2 separate regions of the Homo sapiens genome follow, and region 2 is linked to region 1. Evidence: chromatin loops called from intact Hi-C (ENCODE). Cell type or tissue: CD4-positive, alpha-beta T cell. All regions are shown on one strand.

What was found. A loop is a pair of places that touch in the nucleus more often than their neighbours do. Peaks named below come from ENCODE experiments on the same cell type or tissue, not always from the same donor. Only the 100,000 strongest peaks of a DNase experiment are listed, where the experiment ranks them.
Region 2: a loop joins it to region 1, with 24 times the contacts of the local background. A loop is called at or near these places in 4 of 110 quality-filtered maps.

What each region holds. Positions count from the first base shown.
Region 1 is chr6:47,410,304-47,418,303 of GRCh38, forward strand. No RefSeq gene overlaps it. Among named protein-coding and RNA genes, the nearest start is that of CD2AP, 63 kb to the right of the region's middle. RefSeq lists enhancers at 3,727-3,776, 3,787-3,846, 4,349-4,398. In CD4-positive, alpha-beta T cell, a CTCF peak has its summit at 3,872 (motif pointing right); DNase peaks (open chromatin) are centred at 3,868 and 4,548; H3K4me3 peaks cover 1,197 bases; H3K27ac peaks cover 467 bases.
Region 2 is chr6:49,405,972-49,413,971 of GRCh38, forward strand. No RefSeq gene overlaps it. Among named protein-coding and RNA genes, the nearest start is that of MMUT, 53 kb to the right of the region's middle. In CD4-positive, alpha-beta T cell, CTCF peaks have their summits at 4,140 (motif pointing left) and 4,340; a DNase peak (open chromatin) is centred at 4,160.

The DNA.
Region 1 (8,000 bases):
GTTCTTTGAAGAGATCAATAAAATTGACAATCCTCTAGCAAGACAGGCAAAGAAACAAAGAGAAAGGATACAAATTACCAACATCAGGAATGAAACAAGGGTATGAATTACAGACCCTTCAGACATCAAAAGGATAACCAGGGAATACTACAGACCACTCTACACATATAAATTTGACAATTTAGATGAAATGGACCATTAAATAACACAAACTACCCTAACTACCCCAATACAAAATAGAGAACTTAAATAGCCCTGTAACTATTAAGAAAATTAAATCTTAATTATCTCCCCCCAAAAAAACTCTATTTTCACTGAAAAATTCTACCAAACATTTAAAGACTTGACACGAATTCTATACAATCTCATTCAGAACTAAAAGAGGAAACACTTCCCAATTTATTTTATGAAATGAGTATTACCTGATAGCAACATAAGACAAAAACAGTATTAAACAGAACACTACAAACAAATATCCCTTATTAATACAGACACAAAACTCTTTATGAAAACATTAGCAAATAGAACATAGCAACACATGAAAAGAATTATACATCATGACCTATTGGAGTTTATTCCAGGGATGTAAGGTTGGTGCAACATTGGAAAATCCATTAATATAATATCATATTAACAGGTTAAGCAAGAAAAATAACATGATCATATCAATTGATTCAAAAAATACACTTCACAATAATTTAACACCCTCAGAAAAATAAGAGTGGAGGGAAACCTTTTCAACTTGATAAAGAGCATCTACAAAAACTATACTTGGTTGGGTGCGGTGGTTCACGCCTCTAATCCCAGCACTTTGGGAGGCCGAGGCAGGCGGATCACTTTCTGAGGCTGGGAGTTCAAGACCAGCCTTGCCAACATGGCGAAACCCCGTTTCTACTAAAAATACAAAAAAAATTACCCAGATGTGGTGGCAGGCATCTGTAATCCCAGCTACTCAGGAGGCTGAGGCAGGAGAAGTGCTTGAATCTGGGAAGTGGAGGCTGCAGTGAGCCAAGATTTCGCCATTGCACTCCAACCTGGGCAACAAGAGTGAAACTCCATGTCAAAAAAAAAAAGAAAAAAAAAAACTACACTTAACATTATACTTAATGAATGGCTTAATGCTTTCTGCCTATGACAGGGAACAAAGCAAGAATATCTGTTCTCACCTCACTTATTTGATATAGCTCTAGCCAAAGCAAAAGGTAATAAAAGGCATACAGATTAGAAAGGAAGAAATAAAACAGCTCATATTTGCAGATGACATGATGCTCTACGTAGAAAAATCCCAAGGAATCTACACACACAAAAAAGTCCTCCTTAAACTAATACATGAGTTCAGCAACATCATAGGATACAAAATAAAGATACAAAAATCAATTATACACATGGATACCAATTTTTAAAATACAGTACCATTGACAATTGCTCTTCCAAAATAAGATGCTTAAGTATAAATCTAACAGACAAGACAGGACTTGTATGCTGAAAACTACAAAATGCTAATGAAAGAAATCAAAGAATATCTAAATAAATGGAGAGACATATCATGTTCATGTATTAAAAGACTCAATATAATAGAGATGTTGCTTCTCCCCATTTGAACAGGTAGAAAAATTGATACACAAATAGCAAATCCTATCAATAGCCTAACCAGATTTTTTAAATAGATTTAGACAAAACTGTTTTAAAATTTATGGAAAGGCAAAGAAATTAGACTAGCTAAAACAATTTTGAAAAAGGAGAATAAAGTGGGAAATATCAGTCTACCCAGTTTCAAGACATTATATAAAAACGGTAAGCAAACCTGTGTGGTAATGGCAGAGGTATAGACACATATATCAATGGGCCAGAAAAAGGCACTCAGAAAAAGACCTAAATAAATATGCCTGGTTGATTTTTGACAAAAATAAAAAAGCAATTCAATGGAGGAAAGATAGGCTTTTAAAATAAACTTTTGATTTCAGAATACTTTTTGAGTCATAGAAAACTTGTGAAGATAGGACAGAGAGTTTCTATATATCTCATTTACTAATTTCCTCTGTTATTAACATCTTGCATTCGTATGGTATATTTCTTACAATTAATAGGCCGATATTAAAACATTATTATTGGCTGGGCACAGTGACTTATGCCTGTAATCCCTGCACTTTGAGAGGCTGAGGTGGGAGAACTGATTGAGGCCAGGAGTTCAAGACCAGCCTGGGCAATATTGCAAGGTTCCATCTCTACAAAAAACATTATTTTATAAAAGTTAGCCAGGTGTGGTAACACACATTTGTGGTCCCAGATGCTCAGGAGGCTGAGGTGGGAGGATCACTTGAGCCCAGGAGTTTGAGGCATGGGGTGGGAATGGGAAGTGACTGTAAGTGAGGGCAAAGTTTCTTTTTGGGCTGAAGAAAATGTTCTAAAATTAGATTGTAGTGATGGTCATATAACTTTATAAGTCTGCTAAAAAGTCACTGAATTGGCCACACATGGTAGCTCACACCTGTAATCCCAATGCTTTGAGAAGCCAAGGCAAGAGGATGGCTTAAGGCTAGGAATTCAAGACCAGCCTGGGCAACATAGTGAGCCCTCATCTCTACAAAAATAAAAATAAAAATTAGCCTGGTGTGGTGGTGCATGCCTGTAGTTCCAGCTACTCTGGAGGCTGTGGCAGGAGGATCACTTGATCCCAGAAGTTTGAGGCTTCAGTGAGCTATGATCACTTCACTGTACTCCACTGGGCAACAGAGGGGACGCTGTCTCTAAAAAATAAATAAATAAAAATAAAAATCACTGAGTTGTAAGCTTTAAACGAGTGAATTTTATTCACCAAAAAAGCTATCTTTAAAAACAAACTATAAACAGAGAAGTCTCTCTTCTATTCCTGTCCTAGACCCCGTTCTCTCCCATCCCCACAGAAAATCATTTTTATTAGTTTTTGGCTTGCCCTACCAGTTTTACTTTGGCAAATGTAAGCAAGTACAAATACATTAAGTGATTTTAAAATTTTGCCTTAAATACTGGCAATTGACAAAAGCAGCTCTATCTAATTGAGAGGTAAGAAGGAACTCCCTGTAAACCTTTTAGAGATTCTAAAAGGACACTTCTGGGGCTCCACAAAAGTTTTAAAGTTTACAACATTAGTTTCAGCGTGTCCAATTACTTCGGAAAACATATGGCTTTTGGCCAGATGTGGTAGCTCATGCCTGTAATCCCAGCACTTTGGGAGGCCAAGGCGGGCAGATCACCTGAGGTCGGGAGTTCAAGACCAGCCTGGCCAACATGGTGAAACCGTGTCTCTACTAAAAACACAAAAATTAGCTGGGCATGGTGGTGCATGCCTCTAATCTCAGCTACTCAGGAGGCTGAGGCAGGAGAATCACTTGAACCCAGGAGGTGGAGGTTGCTGTGAGCTGAGATTGTGCCACTGCACTCCAGCCTGGGTGACAAAGAGAGACTCTGCCTCACAAAAAATAAAAAATAAAAAAAATACGGCTTTTATTAATTTGAGTGAAGGGGTTCACAAATTAACAACAACAAGAAGGAGAGAGAATGCAGATGACAAAATTGCCTTGTGGGAGACCCAGACAGATACAATTAGCAACAGTTGGGAGGGAAGGTTGTAAGTGAAAGGGGCTTGAAAGAGAGAGAGAGAGTTTGTGTGTGTGTGTTGTCTGTGTGTGTGTGTTGTCTGTGTGTGTGTTGTGTCTATCCATCTGTGTAAGAAAGACATTATCTTTAGAGGCTTTTGCTAAGCTGTTCATGATGAGTATCTGAAAGAAGGTCGGGTGTATACCAAGTTCTTCACGCTAATGAGAGAGGAAGAAAGAAGGAAAAGGAAGAAGTCATGCATTTGCCAGTTTCCCATATTGGCCACTAGATGGCAACACCAACCCAAGACAGTCCTCTTCTGAGATGAGAGAAAAGGGTTGTATAGGATTAAGTACACAATTAGTTTGAATAACTTATTCCTATATACCACAGTTTTCAGTCAAGTATTCTTACCTCAGGAAGGGCATGTATAAGTTTATACATGTTTAAATGTATACGTGCATCTAAGAATACAAGCCAGGCAGGCAGACAGAATGCAAAATCTCCACAATGGTTGCTGACATTCTTTGCACTCACTAAATCTTACATATACGGAATTTCTTGACATAAAAATGGATTAGGTCTCAAAAGCGAGAAATGGTAAGGCATTTACTATTTACCGTCTTCAGACCATAAAACCTCTTTAAACTGCAACTTTACTGTCAGCACCTTAGAATCTAAACATAACGTTTCAAAACGTTTCCATGGAGAAGGTTTTGATTTCAACTTAGCATGCCAACAGACCATTTTCTTGTCTTCCCATTGTCTACGTGGTGGAAATTTCTTCAGCTGTAAGCCAGACTGGAAACTTGTAGCCCAATGGGTGTCAAGGATAAAAGGTGTGGTAAGCTCCTTATTCCCTTGTTATTGAGGTGGGACCATCGGCTTCCATTTTCAGTGGTGTTTCCATAAAGATTTTCATCTTCTCCAGCGCCCGAGGCATCAGAAGAATTTATGTGACCCCAAGATCACCTTGAAACCATATTACCGGTTTATGGTTTCCTAAAAGCTTTTTGTGTGATTAGGTTTCGTTTTACTGTTAATCACAACAAGAAACAGGAAGTGGGTAAAAACACCAAAGAGAAAGTTGCAAAGTTTCAAACAATTCCACCATAAATAGTCGCACAATGAGAGTTGTCCCTAGATTTCACTGGAATGTAAATAAAAGCCTTGATCATTCTCACTGCTCGACAGCCACAGTTTCACTTTGTTCTTCATGGCTCTGCCAACCCTCTGAAACTCTCAGTCACGGGGACTGTGCTCTCAGCTTTCCTCCAAGAGATTTCTCCACTGCCATTGCCTCCTGTTTTTTCTTACCTCCTTTTATTTAATATTTACAGGAAAAGCTGTTGATATATGTGGAATGTTTGAGGATACAAAATGAATTAAATGATATTTAATGACATTTGGAAGAAAACCCAGATTTTCCACCCAAGTTTTTCTTCCTCAAAAAGAAAGGCCATTGTGTGCTCTTTCTTACTAGAGTGGGGGATGAAGAGTCCATTGCAAAGTGAAGACTTGGTCCAAAGCTGACCATGCTACAGGCTAGAGACACGGGCAGTCACAGGAAGGGTATGGCATGATGTCTAATATATACTGCACATTCCATATGTTCTATAGTATGCTATTCAAGATCTGCATAATCAAGAAATATTTTCCAATTTAAATTAATTAATGCTGGTCTGGTTTGAATTAGTAGAGAGAAAAAAGTCTAAATTAAATATATTATCAAAGCCTGGGCAACCCAACAAGATCTCATCTCTACAAAAAATAAAGAAATAAAATGAAATAAAAAAATTAGCCAGGCATGGTGGCACATGCCTGTTGTCCCAGCTACTAGGAAGGCTGAGGCAGGAGGATTGCTTGAATCCAGGAAGTCAAGGCTGCAGTAAGTTGTGATCATGTCACTGCACACCAGCAGAGGTGACAGAGAAAGATCCTGTCTGTAAAAAATAAATAAATAAATAAATAAAGGTAGATGCTGCCAATGTCTCAGCCTTTATGATGTCCACCTGCCAGCATCAGGGTCCCTTTGCCCAAAGATTTTCTCTGACCACTGGAGTGCACTTTGCTGCACCAGGCTTAGGGAAATGAACAGATATCTGGGAAGTATTCCTTAAAAAATGACTGATGGGAACTGGTGAGGCAAGACTTCAGCTCATTCACCCCACTGAGGAAATAGCTCTGAGGTTTGTGTTATTCTGGATCTCCAGAGTTGCCAGCTGGATTAAGTTCCAATTGTCCATTACAGTAACTGGCTTGATAACACAGACCATTTATTAGTCTTCAATTCCTTGCCTCTCTTGCCCACTCACTAACAGTATTTCTTGAGATACTGTAATCACCCAACAGGTTCTTCCTGCCAGCGGCACAGACAAAACCAATTCACTGGGACCATGGTATTGCAGTAAAGAAAGAGTTTAATTAACAAAAAGCTGGCCAGGCAGAAGAAGTGGAGCTATCACTCAAATCAGTCTCCCTTAGAACTCAGACCCTATGGTTTTTATGGATAATTTGGTGGGCAGGGGGCTAGGGAATTGATACAGCTGATTGGTTGGAAGTGAAATTATTGGGGTGTGGGAGATGGTGCTCAAGCCTTAAGTCAGCCTCTGAGAGGTGGGGGTCACAGGACCAGTTAAGTCATGAGTCACAGGTCTGGTAGGGTCAGTCAGTTGCTGCAGTGCAAAAACCTGAAAAATATCTCAAAAGACCACTCTTAGGTTTTACAATAGTCATGTTATCTTTGGGAGCAATTGGGAAAGTCACAAATTTTGTGACCTCTGGCTACATGACTCCTGAGCAGTAAATGATTATGGAAACTACGCCTACATATTAGCAGACTTCAGGGCCTTCTATAATCTTAGCCTCATGGCCTTTTGTTAGTTTTCCACCCTTGAGCAAGGAGTGGTTAGTTCCAGGGAAGGGCTACTATCATCCTTGCTTTCAAGTTAAACTATAGACTAAATTCCTCCCATAGTTAGCTTGTCCTATGCCCAGAATGATCAAAGACAGCCAGCCTGTGAAGCCAAAAGCAAGATGGAGTCAGCCATGTTAGATTTCTCTCACTGTCGTAATCTTTGCAAAACCTATTTCAATACCAAATAAACTAATTACTCTCAAATTCTTGTCTCACAGTGTCTGCTTTTAGTAAAATCCAAATTAATAATATATAAAAATGCATTTTTATTGCAGTAAAATATACATAAAATTTAGCATTTCGACCATGTTTAAGTGTTCGGTGGCATCAAGTACATTCACATTGTTGTGCAATCATCACCACCATGCATCCCCAGAAGTCTTTCATGACCCCAAAGTGAAACTCTACACCCATCAAGCAGAAACTCCCCATTTCTCCTTCTCTCAGCCCCTGGTGACCACCATTCTACTTTCCTTCCTTATGAATTTGACTATTCTAAGTACCTCATGTAAATGGAATCATACATTTCCTTTTCTATCTGGCTTATTTCACATAGCATAATATCTTCACAGTTCACCCATGATGTAGCATCTGTTATAATTTCATCCCTTTTTAAAGCTGAATAATATTTCATCGTATGTATATACTACATTTTGTTTACCCATTTAGTCATTGATGGACATTTGGGTTGCTTCCACCTTTTGGCTATTGTAAATCATGCTACTATGAACATTGGTGTACAAGTGTCTGTTCAAGTCTCTCTTTGCTATCAATTTTTTGGGGGTATATACTCAGAAATGGAATTGCTGGATTATGTGGTAATTTTATTTTTACTTTTTAAGGAACCACTACACTGTTTTCCATAGTGACCACACCATTTTACATTTTCACGAGCAATGCACAAGGATTCCAATTTCTCTCTCTCCCTGCCAAGACTTGCTACTTTTAGGGGTTTGTTTTGTTGTTGTTGTTATTTGCTTGTTTGTTTTATTGTAGTCATCTTAATGGGCATAAAGTGGTAGCTCATTGTGGTTTTAATTGGAATTTCCTTAATTATTAATGATGAGCAAACAAACGATGATTTAATTTGTTTATTGGCCAATTTATATATCTTCTTTGTAGAAATGTCAATTCAAGTTTTTGCCCATTTTTATTTTATTTTATTTTATTTATTTATTTTTTTCAAGACAGAGTCTTGCCATCTTGCCCAGGCTGGTCTCAAACTCCTGGGCTCAAGTGAACCTCCTGCCTTGGCCTCCCAACGTGCTGGGATTACAGATGTGAGCCACTGCACCCAACCTTTTGCCCATTTTAAAACTGGATTATTTGGGTTTTTGTTATTGTTATATCATAGGAGGTCTTTATAAATTCTGGATACTAACCTCTTATCAGATACAGTTTACAAATACTCTCTCCTGTTCTGTGGGTTACCTTTTCCCTGCTTTCATAATGTCCTTTTGATCCACAGTAGCTTTAATTTTGATGAAGTCTAATTTATCTACTTGCT
Region 2 (8,000 bases), 2.0 Mb after region 1:
AGTTCAAAGACCTTAAAATCTCATTTCATAAATACACTCCTCCTATTAGCCTAAACATGAACTTGGATCTGTTTGCAAAAAATTTTCAATAACCTTAAAAGGGTTTGCACAGTCTCCCACTTCGCTATTCTGTGCCTCAGGATGTGACAATGCTTATAAATCCCACAATTTGTCCTCAGAGGGTGTCTTGATCAACATCTCTCTGCTGCCACTGGCACACTCCTGGCTCAGTCATGACCCCATTCCCCTATTCCAGCTTGTTGACTAAATCCTCATCTGATGTCTCTCCACAAAAATTCAGAAGCATTTTCTCAGATAAATATTTATTCAATCATTTTAAATTAATTTCCAAGAAAAATGTGGGATTTAATTTAAAATGTAAGAGTACATTTCTCTTGCATTTCCCCTGTAATCAAAGAGTGAGATCATCCACTTGCATAGCACACTTGGAGACAGGCTGAATGTTGAGTAACATTATCCTGTCACAAATAGAGTAACGTGTTCAATTATCAGTGATGCCTCGCCCTCAATAGAGTGTAAGCTGAAGGGTAACCAGGAGAGATCCTCGGTTCCAGGGCTGGTAGTTTTGTGACCTAAACTCAAAAGCTAATTCTGCTTGGCACAGTGTAGAGTTTCCTGCTCCCTCCCTGCTGCTCTAGAAAGGCAGGGCTGTGTTAAATCATGGTGCTTAAGGTAATCAATTCACAAGCATGGATGAGCACCTCAATTCTGAGGAGCTCTCACTGTGCTGGAAGAGCTAGGGTTAGGCACTTAACCTCCTTCTGACTCAGCTTCCAAATTCCATGCAGGGATTTGTGAGGCCTTTACACTTGCTTTGCCAGTACACTTGTGTGTATGTGTCAAGAGTTGAAGGATGGTATGAACAGGAAGAATTAACACAGAAGCATGAGAACGGAGTAGGGCGAAAAGTGACTTCTGACTTTCCTGAGCTGGGTTGTTACCATGTTCACCCAGCAGAAGGCACTGGCTTTAAGAAGAAAAATAGAGAAGAAGGCTCTTCAGCACTTAAAATATATCACACCAAAAATCACCAAACGTGCTCCCAGTGGCATCTGTAACTTAGGTAGTAAACCTCTCACCTTGCCTACATTGTTAGCCCAAAGACACCAAAGAGGCTGCACATCAAAGTGAAAATGCAAAGCTGGGAATGATTCAATTTACTTTATAAAATAAAAAATCCTGCTGCCCTTTCATGAAATTATACTGTGTGCTTATAAATATGAATGTAAATGTATAACATAAAACATGAATGTTTGTATGGAATATTGTAATGAACATTTGTCATTTTTGGATGTCTAGCAAATAACCATTTTTCCTGTTTGAGAAGAAACCTAAATCCTAAAGTAAAGGTGAGATTCAGGCTCCATTTCTTACTACCTAAAAAACAAGAAAGACTGTGTTCTTCAGCCCTTTGGCAGCTAGCAGTGGGTATCAGGCATAGAATCAACCAATAGATGCCCCAACTGAGATTTTGAACATTGGAACCTTCAAACCTTGAGAGAATGATACAAGTTTAGAGAAAATTAAGACTTTAATAAAATACCAACAGAATCAGCCACAATATATAAAAAAATTTTACACCATGACCAAGTAGTTTAAATTTGAAAATAAGTGTAGTACATCATATCAGTAGAATAAAGGACAAAATCCACATGATCATCTAACTAGATTCAGGAAAAAAAAGCATTTTACAAAATCTAAAATTCCTTCATGACAAAACACTCAATAAACTAGGAATAGTATACAACTTTCTCAATCTGATAAATAACACCTATAAAAACTAAGCTAACATCATACTTATGGAGAAAGACTGAATGCTTTTCCCTAAGACTAGGAAGAAGACAAAAGTGTTTATTCTTGCCACTTTTATTCAACATTGTATTGGCGGTCCTAGCCAGGATAAGTTGCAAGATAATGAAAGGTAACCAGATTGAAAAGGAATGACTAAAATTATCTCCATTTTCAAGTATCATTATCTTGCATATAGAGAATCTAGAAAAAATCACTAAAAAATTAATTTGAACGAATACATTCATTCAGCATGTTTATGGACTACAAGAAAATAAATTTTATTTCGATACACTAGCAATGAACAATCTGAAAATGAAATTAAGAAAATAATTGACTTACAATAACATCAGAAAGAATTAAACACTGAGGAATAAATTTAATGTAAGGGCAAAATATATACCTTAAAAACTACAGAAATATTGTTGAAATAAATAAAGAAAAAATTAGTGTTTACTCAGAGCAGCTATGATAAAGTTGAGACTCAAGCAATAGCAGAGGGTCTAAGGATAAGATGATGGTGGCAATAGGGACTGATGTCCTGGAAACCACATCCAGTAACAATGGAGCCAGCAGCAGCATCAGCAAACTTCACAGGGTGAAATTTTGGCTGTGACATCATTCCAAATTTTGGTCCACCTCCATGTCTACCTCTTCAGCCATCCCTTAAGTTCAGAAAACTATGTATTGTCCTGTCAATAAATTCCATTTAGTCAGAGTTGTTTGCTTTGTTTTTTGTAACCCAGACCCAGACTTCTATAGGTATCACTGCTCAGTTTTCTCCTGCTTCTAACGACTTGGCTTATTTCCATTTTGTTAGAAAAGGAAAAGTTCTTATAATTTCCAAAAAATATTTTTATCAATTTATACGTACCCATTGGTTTCCAAATGTTTAACTCATTTCCACAATAACCTTATAATTTAGTATAACTTTGTAAAGTACATATTATGAACCCTATTTTAATATGTGAGAAAACTCAAGTTAAAAGAAGTTACATGATTCCTTAAAAGGAGGTAGACTCCAGATGGAAATCCAGATCTACTGAGTATAGATCCCAGGCAATATCTACTGTAGTAAGCTGTTTCCTTGATTTTCTGGCCTCAAAGCACAGAAAGCATATTAGATTGCCTCTTCCTAAGGAGAATGACATCTCCCAAAGTTTTATTTTCTTTTGTTTTTGTTTTTCAGCTGTTTGTTTGTTTTTATAGTAAGAACACTTAATATATGGTTTGCAAATATTTTCCTTTTGAACCTGAGATCTACCCTCCTAACATTTTGAAATACATAATACAACATTGTTAGCTATAGGGACTATGTCATATGGCATATCTTTATAATCTGCTTATCTGACGTAAGAGAAACTTTATACTAATGGAACAACTCCCCATTTCCTCCACCCCTCTGGTCTGGGAAACCACTATTATATTCTCTACCTCTATGAGTTTAACTATTATAGACATCACACATAAGCGGGATCATGCAATATTTGTCCGTCTGTGAGTGGCCTATTTCCCTTAACATAGTGTGCTCCAGGTTTATTATGTTGTGCAAATGGCAGGATTTTCTTCTTTTTTAATAGTGAATAATATCTTATTGTATGTATATACCACATTTTTAAAATCCATTCATCTGTCTATGGACACTTGTGTTGCTTTTTTATCTTGGCTATTTTGAAGAACACTGCAAGGAACATGGGAGTGCAGATATATCATGGTGAACCTGATTTCAGTTTTTTTGGATATATATCCAGAAGTAGGATTCTTGATTTATTTATATAATAGTTCTATTTTTAACTGTTTTGAGGAAACTCCACACTGTTTTTTGTAGCTGATGCACCATTTTACATTCTCACCAACAATGTGCAAGAGTTCCAATTTCTTCACATCCTCACTAACACTTATCTTTTGTTTATATATATATATATATATATATATATATATATATATATATATATATATAAAAGGCATTCTAACAGGCATGAATAATATCTCATTATAATTTTATATTAATTGCTCTAATGATCAATAATGTTGAGCATCTCATATACCTATTGGCTGTTTATATGTCAATAGGAGAAATTTCTGTTCCAGTCCTTGCCTATTTTTTTAATTCTTTTGTGTTTATAATCCTTGCCTATCATTTAGATAGATTATAATATAATATATATATATATATGGCATTTAGTGACAGGAGTTCCCTACATTTCCTTACATATTTTGGAAATTAACCCCTTATCTGATATATTGTTCACAGATATTTTCCTTTTGATTTCCTTGTAGCTATCACAGTTTTTCTGAAAATCCAGGAGTGCCGTCATGTACTTCCGATGCTGACCTCTCCTGGCCATTTGTGGTATAGCAGCTCCTTCAACGTAGCACACAATATTGAGGCAGCTGTCATCTGTTCACTGTTACAGATGAGCTGAAATGACCAGAGGCGCCTGAGAGGCTAACACTGCTAGGATGCACGGCCAATAATTCTAAATTCCCTTTACACAACTCTTGCCGTTATCCAAATCCAAGTTTGTAATAGGTGGGGACTCCTAAGAGCTCTCTCACCACTCAGCCTGAGGCAACAGATTCCTCTGTTGTGGATACCTCTAGACTCAGGGATTTTCCAAACTCGGTTTCCATCATTGATTCGAATTCTCTCATTCTCATCTGTGTTTCCTGGTTTCACACCTTTCTTTGCCTAATTTAACAATGTGCCTCGCTTTGATAATTGTGTCTCCACACTAGATAATAAGGATATTAAATTTGGTAGCAATATCAATTCAGAGAGAAGAAAAGCTGAACCCTTTCACATCTGAAATTCCATCTTTCACTTTAGGGAACTTTTAAAGTAAGGAGCTCTGTCCTAATATCTGAAATGATAATCCAGCTGCAGTTGAAAACAAAGCCTTCATTTTGGTCGGGTACCATGGACAATAACGACACTACTAAGAAATTTCATGGGTCATAAATTTTTTTAAGCCACTGACAACCAGCCCAGTCCAATTACTTGATAGGTGCATTTGTCAGTCATTCAAGCTCTATTTCCTCTTCATACTAAGAGTTAACTGCTGGATAGGATATAATCAGAAAGCACAGCTTTAACATGAAGATTATCCAACGTATTTGTACCATTTATATTATGGTTGTAGCCTGATAAACCATTTTAGATGGATTACTTGGGTGACACAGATTCTTTTTTTTTTTTTTTTTTTTTGACAGAGTCTTGCTCTGTCGCCCAGGCTGGAGTGCAGTGGTGCTATCTCAGCTCACTGCAACCTCAGCCTCCCGGGTTCACACCATTCTCCTGCCTCAGCCTCCCGAGTAGCTGGGACTACAGGCACCTGCCACCACGCCCAGCTAATTTTTTGTATTTTTAGCAGAGACGGAGTTTCACCATGTTAGCCAGGATGGTCTCGATCTTCTGACCTCGTGATCCTCCCACCTTGGCCTCCCAAAGTGCTGAGATTACAGGCGTGAGCCACCGCGCCCGGCCGACACAGGTTCTTAATAATAGGCTTGGAATTTTTCCAAGGGAAATTTCCTTAAAAAGCATACATATGATTTTGAGCATTTCTGAGTATAAATGTGGTCAATCCTATTGAAATTAAATTATAATATAGGCCATTAAATAATGTAATTTGATACATTGACCTCAGACATGAGAAAGAGAAATGAGGGAGACATTAGCACAATGATGGGAGTATGAGAGCTATTTACCCAAGAGGTTATGAAGCTTTGCATTGTTACCAGTCGCAGAGTCACAGTTAGAAGCTGTCCTCCATCACAGTTTTCATTTGTGTTGACTCTTTTCATCTTGCCTATAGTATTTCTGCTTTCAATTTAAGTCTTGTTTATTTCAGGCCTTGCGTCTGTGGCATCCTGATAATGACACGGTCATATAATCTTAACAATCAATGTGTCTATGTTTTCTTGGAGTGTAATTTCTTTGCCTTTGCAAGGAGTTGATGAATATTAGTACCCATTTTACAAAAACATGAGAAGAAAATAAGTACAATTATAATCAAACAGGGAGTACTTAAGAATCTAACCTTGGCCTTGACACTGTGAAGGATATAATAGAAGTAGAATCCTTTGGGGTACAAGGAACAGAATATGCAGCTTAAAAGTGGTTTAATTGATAAGAACAGTTATTTTCTTCTATAACAAAAGTTCTGGAGGCGAAGTAGTTTCAGGGTGTAGGTAGTAGTTCAACAACAGAACAAGAGCCCATGTTCCTTATACCTTTCCACTCTGCCACACATAGATAACTGGCACTCATTTTTGGCTTTTCTCTTGGGGTGGCAAGATTACCATCATGGTCCCGGGCAACCACAGCAAGACAGAAAACAGAAAATTTTATTTTCATGCATTTAAAAAAAACAGGAAGCAAAATTTATCCCAGAAATCACACAGCGGGTTTCCACTCAGGACTCCTTGGCCAAAATTGAGTCCACTGCCCAGGTTCTAGCTGCAAGTGATACAGGAGAAAGAATATTAGACATATTTAGCCCCTACTGTGGGACCAATATTCTGCTGGCAAAGAAGTACAAAGGACCATGTAGGGTGCAGACAGCTGGTAGATGATTAGTAGGCAAAATCTGCCACACAGTAAAAGGTATATTTTACTCTCAAGAGGCATACAATTTACTATTACTAATAACACCATGTTGTATGATAATTGACAATTCATAAAGCACTTTCAAATAAATTATCTGACTTAATCTTTACATTACCTTGCAAAGTAAATTACCCTTTTCATATTTTTTAACAAGAAAAGTTAATATTGGTAACGAAAAAGACTAGCAATGTAGCACAAATGAAGCTTTCTTCAACTTTGTAAGTCTAGTAGTATACAAATTTAGAAATCACAGACATCAATTAGAACTAGAGTGGACATTTAAGACTGGAGACTGAGTCAAGAAAACCACGTGCTACACAGCAGAATCACCACCAAAAATTAGCTTATCATCGAGGAGGACATTAGCAAACAAGAAAAAATTAGCACCAAATGAGCACCTAAACTCAAAGACAGGGGCTATAAATGCAAGATCAGCCAAGAAGTTTAGTCCCACAGAATTTATTGGGCACATACTTTGTGCAAGAGTTAGCCTGTGGAGAAAGTCAGGCTAAATTAGACTTAGTCTTTGCCCTCAAAGAGCACAGTCTAATACAACACCAATTAATAAATGCTCTAATAGGAATATGAATCCCAGTATTCCATGGGCACATGGAGAAAGATGGAAAAATACAGGCAGATTTTTGAGAGGAGGTGGCATGTCACTTAACAGTAAAGAAAGGATTGAGATGAGGAGAGAGTGCATTACAGGCGGAGGCAAACATATTAGCAAAAGCAGTAATATTGAGTGTGTGTTTAGAAGGGTAAAGAAGGGAGCCTAACAGAGCAGGTAGAATGTTGGGATAGGTGGGAATCGATGAGTGAGAAAGGATGAAGAATGGCATCTGAAGTGCAAGTGTTTGAGAAGTGTCCATTCATGCCCTTTGCCCATTTTTTAACGGGGCTGTTTTTTACTTGTCAATTTAAGTTCCTTATAGATTCTGGACATTAGACCTTTGTTGGGTACATAGTTTGCAAATAATTTTTCCCATTCTTTAGGTTACTCTGTCGATAGTTTCTTTTGCTGTGCAGAAGCTTTTCAGTTTAATTAGGTCCCATTGGTCAATTTTTGCTTTTGTTGCAATTGATTTTGGAGCCCTCATCATAAAATCTTTGCCTGGACTGACATCCAGAATAGTATTTCCTAGGTTTTCTTCTAGGGTATTTATAGTTTTAGGTTTCACATTTCAGTCTTTAATCCATCTTGAGATTATTTTTGTATGTTGCAAAAAGTAGGGGTCCAGTTTCAGTCTTCTGCATATGACTAGCCAACAGGCATATGAAAAAAATGCTCATTATCACTAATCACTAGAGAAATGCAAATCAAAACCATGATGAGTCATCATCTCGCCCTAATCAGAATGGCCATTATTAAAAAGTCAAAAAATAGCAGATGTTGGCTAGGTTGCAGAGAAAAGAGAATGCTTATACACTGCTGATGAGGATGTAAATTAATTCAGCCAATGTGGAAAGCAGTCTAGAGGTTTCTTAAAGAACTTAAAATAGAACTACAATTTATTTGACACAGCAACGTCATTATTGGGTATATACCCAAAGCAATATGAATTGTTCTACCATAAAG